Regions from separate parts of the Homo sapiens genome. Here region 2 is linked to region 1. A link is a contact called in ENCODE Hi-C or POLR2A ChIA-PET data. All regions are on one chromosome and are shown on one strand. The core of a region is the stretch at or near the end of the contact, and the rest is flanking DNA. Distances in the headings are between cores, read along the strand shown. Region 1 holds the start of JHY (junctional cadherin complex regulator). Region 2 holds the start of BSX (brain specific homeobox).

Region 1 (3,197 bases), core at 558-3,057:
TTTGAGTTCATGTAGGACCGAACGGACATGATGTTTTTGGATTGTGCTTCCTTTCATCTCTACCTAGCATTTCTATTTTGGTCTATTTTCTATCTCACTGCCTTTATACCCATTTTTTTTTTTTCTGTGAGTCAGGTAACAGAAACCTTTACCATTAGAAATTGCTGTAAAATTTGTCTTAATGGCTTGCTCTTGTTCTTTTGGCAAATCCTAACTTTAATTAAATGACACAACCTTATTACTATTCCTAGGATTGCTTATAATGTTGACCTTGTTGCTAATGTTTGCAAGGAGCATCATCAAATCCTTGGAGGAAAGCACCTTAACAAACAACAGGCAAAAGGGAACGTTCATATGTAAATACACACGAAGTGAGTTTTCTATTGAACTCGAAGTCTGCCCTGTTGGTAGACTAACATATTATTCTCTAATATTACAGACTGGTTTGTTGTATTATTTTGTCTCTTATTTTTAAAATACATATTGCATTCTGCCTTATTATTTTAATTGTTGCTTTTTTAGGATGTGCCAAGAAAGCAGCAAATCTATCAAATACTAACACATTTTAAGTAAAAGAGATTGTTTAACACCGGTTTTACTGGAGGAGCTAAGGTCACTGAATTTGAGATCCTGAAGAGCAAGCTTAAGCGTTATAGTGCAACTTAGAATTACTCTTAAAATAATTCAGTCCCTTGAACTTCTCTTCTTAAATGAAATAGGCTAAGCTTTCTTGGAATGAATAAAAAATAAAACAGTAACCACAGAAGATAATTTTGCTGATGTTAGCAGATTCCTGAAGTTTGCTAAAGTATGCAAAGAGCAAAGCCAAACGCCACAAAAGCTGGGTTTTCTGTGGAGGCCTGATCTTACCAAAACATGGGGTGGAAGAAGGAACAGCTGACAGCTTGAATAAGTTAGAAAGTGGGCGTTTAAATTTCATGAATGTGGCTCCCTCCTCCCGTCCAGTGAAAAAAAAAAAAGGTTGTGCCGCTGAAATTTCTGACCAAGAGAGGTGACTAGTCTCCTGAATAAACAAGACAGCGATAGATCCGATGGCACCTAGGGACTAAGAAGCGGCCAGCTCCCCAGGGATCCCTGCAGTGGGTCTAGTCCACTAGCATGGGACAATCGAACTTTCTCCTGGAGGGGAAAAGGAACCCTGCTTGGGCTCACCAAGATGAATCGTAAAGAAAAAGGAACGAACCCTGGTTTGAAACAGGCCGGAAGCTGCCCAGGGGAGGCGTTCGGTTTTCTACCTTTGCTTGTTCCTGAGGAACAAGGCCTGTCACAAGGGGCGTTTGGAGGTCCAGGAAGTGACAAGTCGGCGGGCCTGGTGCCCGGGACCGGTCCTAATTGACCGGGAACAGGGCTGCTCTGGGTGCCCGGGCGCCGAAGCCTCGCATGGCGGCCCCCCAGCCCCTTGTCGCGGCCTCGCCCCCTTGTCGCTCCCCACTCCGTCCCGAAGGCTCCCGCGCCGGCTCCTCCCCAGCTTGCTTGGGTGGTTTCCTGCCGTCCCCATCCCCAGTAAGCCCTTCCCGTTTCCCTCCCCGGGCGCGCCGCCCACCCCAGATCCGGGAGGCCACCGCCCGTCACCTGCCCGGCGCTCCTCCGCGGCCGCGACCCGGACGGGCCCCGCATCCTCCCGCGCCGCCGCCGCCGCCGCCCGGGCCCCCGCCCGCCCCGGCGCTGCCCTGGAGACCGCAGACAACACAGACGCCGGCGCCACATGGGCGGGGCAGGACCCGACCTAGGATCCCGCGTCCCGAACCGCACCCCCGGCCCTGGCACGGAGGCTGCAAACGGCCGTAATAACGACATCGGGGCAGAGCCGGAGGAGCCCGAACGCCCCGGGAGAGGCTGCCTCGCCGCCCGGACTTCCCAGCGCCGGAGGGCAGAGGCCACCCGGGGGAGGAGATCTTTGCCACAAATAAAACTACTAAAATACGCGAGGAACTGCTACAAATCAAGAAGAAAAGGAACCCAATTAAATAATGGGTAAATGGAAAGGTATTTCACAAACACACGAGAAATCTAAATGGCCAATAAATATCTGTTTATTGAAATGATGCTTTAATTCATTAATAATCAGAAGAAGGCCAATTAAAACCACAGCGGATAATACCACACTCACCATAAGTTGAGTCGAAAAGTCCAAAGTTGAAACGTCTGGCAGCGTCAGGTGCTAGGGAGGACGTAGTGCAAAGAACCGTCACCTTCTGCGGGCGGACGTGAGAACCGATGCAACCAACCATTTTGGAAAATGGTTTGACATTAGCCAGGATATGTATGCCTTGGGATCCAGCAATTTCACTTTTAGGTATTTACCCTAAGAAGTGCGTGCTCCTGTGCATGCAAACTGGAAATAACTGAACTATCCATCAAAAGAATGGTTAATTAGATTATGCTATTGCCTATACTGGCATACTACATAGCACTGTAAATGAATGAAATACAACTATGTGTAACAATATGGAGGCATACTAAAAACACAATTTTGAACAACAACAAAAACCCAGAAAAAGTACATACTGTATGATTTTTGTATATAAAAAACAGGCTAAATTACACTCTACAGTGATTGTGGCTCCATACTTAGTGGAGGAAACTATGAAAAAAAGCAAAAAAGCAATTTTATGGGAAACACTACCCACTTAGTGATTCCCATCAAGTTAGGATTGTGGTCGGTTCTGGCAGGTAGGGAGAAGAATGTTTTTGAGACTGTATTTCCTGACCTTAATGATGGTTATATAGATGTTCATCTTGTAAAAATTCATTAAGCTGTACATTTATGTATGGGTAGAATATTTCACTATCAAAAAAGGTTTCAAAAAAGAATAAAGAAAGGAAGCATTAGGAATTATCTTCACATTAAAACAACAAGTAGATTTGAATAACTACCTTCAAAGATTGGTTTGAGGCCAGGTGCAGTGGCTCACCCTGTAATCCCAGCATTTTGGGAAACCGAGCTGGAGGATTGCTTGAGCCCAAGAGTTCAAGACCAGCCTGGGGAAAATGGCAAAACCTTGTCTCTACGAAAATTTTTAACAATTAGTTGAGCGTAGTGGCGCGTGCCTATAGTCCGAGCTACTTGGAAGGCTGAGGTGGGAGGATCACCTGAGCCCAGGAGGTTGAGGCTGAAGTCAGCCAATATTGTGCCACTGCACTCCAGCCTGGGTGAGAGTGAGACCTTGTCAAAA
Region 2 (3,531 bases), core at 689-3,188, 99 kb before region 1:
TTTCTACTCTGCTGATGCTGTAAGCTCACAATGGAAGCGGGGGTGTACGTGGACGTCTGTGAAGTGTGGACCGACACCCCTGGCCCCTCCTCACCAGTCTCCTCCGTCTGGTGACTGAGGACGATGGGCCAGGGCTTAGCGCTAGGAAAGGACTTTTGGAAAGTCTATTGTCTTGCTCTCCACGGCCACCTGCTTTCAGGTCTTCTTTTCTTTTCTTTTCTTTTCTTTTCTTTTCTTTTCTTTTCTTTCTTTCTTTCCTTTCTTTCTTTTTCTTTTATACACATATTTTATTTCCTTCCTTCCTTCCTCTCTCTCTCCCTTCGTTCCTTCTTCCCTTCCCTTCTCCTTTCTTTCTTTCTTTTTCTTTTTCTTTCTTTCTTTCTGAGATGGGGCCTCACTATATTGCCCAGGGTGGTTTTGAACTTCTGGGCTCAAGCAATCCTCCCGCCTCGGCCTCCCAAAGTGCTAGGATTACAGACGCGAACCACCACGCTGGGCCTCTTCAGTTCTTACTACTATTAGAATTTTTTAAAAATCACGTTTTGGACTTCAGATCAAAGCATTCTGATTTCATTTAGATGCCTACTTGCCAAGATCTTATTTTAAAGTCTCCCCCACATCCCTTCCTCCTTCCTCTCAAGCTCTTCATCTACTTACCATTTACCAGTTCATCCTCATGGAATAGAATGCTCCCACTTCCTGGTGCACTGTAGTTTGGGGCCTAATTGATTCTGGTAATTAATTTGTTCTACCTGCTAGATCAGATGGAAATCCTACCCATGCGCCCCAGGATTAGCACTTGGCTTTCTAACACCTCCTCTAATTATCTAATAGCATGGGTTGTGAGGACTCAGTCTCTATTAAAACACTTTTACTATTAGCAGTAGTGATTGGAATTGTGATGACGACTAGATTTCAACAAATTAGAGCTTAAAAATGGGGAGATGGGAGAGAAGTGGCTTCTTCTAATTTCCCTGAGTTTAACATCAATAATTAGAGCAATTTTCAGAGATGTGAGCTGAAATTACCCCTGCTGTGTTGTAGATGATCACCCTAATTTTAGCAAATTGACTCCAGGGAAATAAATGTGACAGATTAGAAAAAGACAAACAGAAAAAAACAAAAGATTGGGAGGGACGGAAATGAAAGGAAACAGGCTGGGAAAAGGAGTGGGAAACAAAAACCTAGTACAATTAATTCGGGGGGCTAGGGTTGAAAGAGTAACAGCAGAAATAGCAAGCCGCGTGAGTGAAATGAGGAGAAAGCAAAGATTTGAGGCGACATGGAGGATGGCACTAAGAGGTGACTCTGGACATATTTACACAGACCAAATAACTTGACTAATGTAGACATAACCCTCCTCCTGCCCACTGCCTATAACTGAGGTAAAGACTGTTGTGATGACCATCATCATTTTCTTTCTTTACCTTAATAATCCAGTCTTCCCTCAGCCATAAACTTAAGTAGAATCTAGCAATCTGAAGTATCAGATGCCCTTTCTCCTCACTTCCTCCCTTCTTTTTTTGCCACCAAAATTATGGAAACTCTTAAAACCCAGGCCTAAATGCCTGAATAAGTGCTTTATCCATTATTGCTTTGGGGCCCTTTTAGTGCCTTCTCCTCTGTAAAGAGGAGTTTGCCGGACAACAGAGACTTTTTCCTTTTGGCTTTCTTTTAAAAACGACTGGGAACAAAGCAGCCCCTGCAGTGACGGGGCAGAAATTGAGGTCGAGAAACCTGGTAGGAACAAGAACCCTGCGGGCTCTGTTGTTCCCAGGCTCGGCCGGTGGTGTTCAGCACCGCGGACAGCTCCCCGCCCCGCCCCGAGCCTCCCGCACCCTCCCCTCTGCCTCTGGCAGCCTCGTCATTGGCTCTCCCGGCCCCCCTCTCCAAGCTGCCAATTCTCCAACACAGAGACCCAACCTACCCAGGAGCTTGTCTTCTTGCCTCTCCAGCGCCCGGGGTAGCCCAGGCCCGGGAGAGAGCAGCGGAGATTCGAGCCTCGGAGGGTGGTTGCCGGCTTTCGAGCAGGCTTGGAGACTCTGCCTGCGTCCTCCACTTCGTCCCGGCCCTTGTCCTGTGGCAGGTGCTCCGCTCAAGATGAATCTCAACTTCACCTCTCCTCTACACCCGGCGTCTTCTCAGAGGCCCACATCCTTCTTCATCGAGGACATCCTGCTGCACAAGCCCAAGCCGCTGAGAGAGGTGGCCCCAGACCATTTCGCCAGCTCTCTGGCCTCTCGGGTGCCTCTGCTAGACTATGGCTACCCCCTCATGCCCACACCCACCCTCTTGGCTCCTCACGCCCATCACCCTCTGCATAAGGGAGACCACCATCATCCTTATTTCCTCACCACCTCGGGTAAGTAACAGGAACCTCAAGGTATGGGCAGTGAGAGAGCAGGGCTTCTAGCACAGACCCTAAGCCTGTGATGGAGTCAAGGAAAGGCCAGACTGGCTCGGCCTGGCTTGGTGGCCTCTTTCCCTAAGTGACAGTGGAAGGCTGAGGATATTGCTGAGGCCATGCAGAGCTCCCTAGAGGCATGCCAACCCACGGGGATAATTCGTGATTCCTCCGCACTCTTCATAGCGGAGGATAGGTGCCTGGTCAAGAGGCAGCGTATAGGGTTTGACGATACTCTTGGTAGGCAGTGCTCAGTGTCCCTGCTCGTGATCTTCCTGGCCACTTTGGTCCATCTCTCAATCCTGATTCTCCGCCTCTGCCCACTCAGAGGGAGACCCTTGACCATCCCACCCCATGGACACAACTTTTTCTGCACAGAAACTCAAAACACTCTGTCCAGGCCAGATCTCTTTTTTCCAGGCACTGAGCATTTGCAGATACCGCTGGGGGCATAGAAGTGAATGAAGGTTTGGGCTAGCCTGAATAAGACAGAAAGGGTGAGAAAAAAGGGGGGTAGGGGGAGATGCAGCTCTTTAACCCTCCGCATCCTCAACATCTAACATTTAACTCACAATCTTAGTCTGGGCTACCCTCCTCTGCCCCAGCTGCCAGCATTGCTGGAGCCGGGTGCTAAAGTATTTTGATTTCTCTGGTCTGACAAAAAGCAAGGGCTAGCAAAGTCTGTTTGGGACAGGAGGATGTGGGGAAATACTCCGATTTTTTTCTGTCTCCCTCTGAAAGGCCACATCCATGGTTTTTTCTCTGGCGTTTTCAATCTAGCCAGAATAGAATAATTCGTTGAGTCCAGACTCATAGCTCAGAGGCGGCAACAACCATGGTCGGTGGAGGGGCTGGGGGCAAGACAGGAGGCAGTTTGTGCGCGCTGGAATCCAGAACAAAGCTAAAAGTGTTTGTAAATCCAGGTCCGCATCTCTGCACTGGCTTCACCACCCGCCGGTGACAATCTATTCTCAGCTGCTCCGGTGGTCCTCCCATACAGCAGTGGCCAAAGCCCTAAGTACCCGCACTGGTTGTTGTTATGTTTGTTTATTTTCTCTGGGATTGGCCGATGTTGCTTGTGGCAGCTTCTCTCTGCTTGGTGCGTCTCAGACAGAGTCAAGCCTGCG

What was found. A loop is a pair of places that touch in the nucleus more often than their neighbours do. ChIA-PET counts read pairs that join two places held with the same protein, here RNA polymerase II (POLR2A). Pooled maps may share reads with other maps.
Region 2: a map of endothelial cell of umbilical vein shows a loop between it and region 1 (2.2-fold over the local background). The contact joins the promoter of BSX here to the promoter of JHY in region 1. A Hi-C loop is called at or near these places in 1 of 168 maps with a recorded cell type or tissue (endothelial cell of umbilical vein), 5 of 37 single-sample maps with no recorded cell type and 9 of 50 pooled maps. POLR2A ChIA-PET finds 5 or more read pairs at or near these places in 3 of 52 experiments (B cell, WTC11 and activated CD4-positive, alpha-beta T cell).

Annotation. Positions count from the first base shown.
Region 1 is chr11:122,881,369-122,884,565 of GRCh38, reverse strand. It overlaps JHY (junctional cadherin complex regulator), which reads right to left and starts at 1,807. Exons shown (of 9, transcript NM_024806.4): 1 at 1,594-1,807. RefSeq lists a silencer at 1,329-1,688.
Region 2 is chr11:122,980,241-122,983,771 of GRCh38, reverse strand. BSX (brain specific homeobox) reads left to right here and starts at 1,938. Exons shown (of 3, transcript NM_001098169.2): 1 at 1,938-2,362. The coding sequence starts at 2,101. RefSeq lists an enhancer at 2,130-2,632.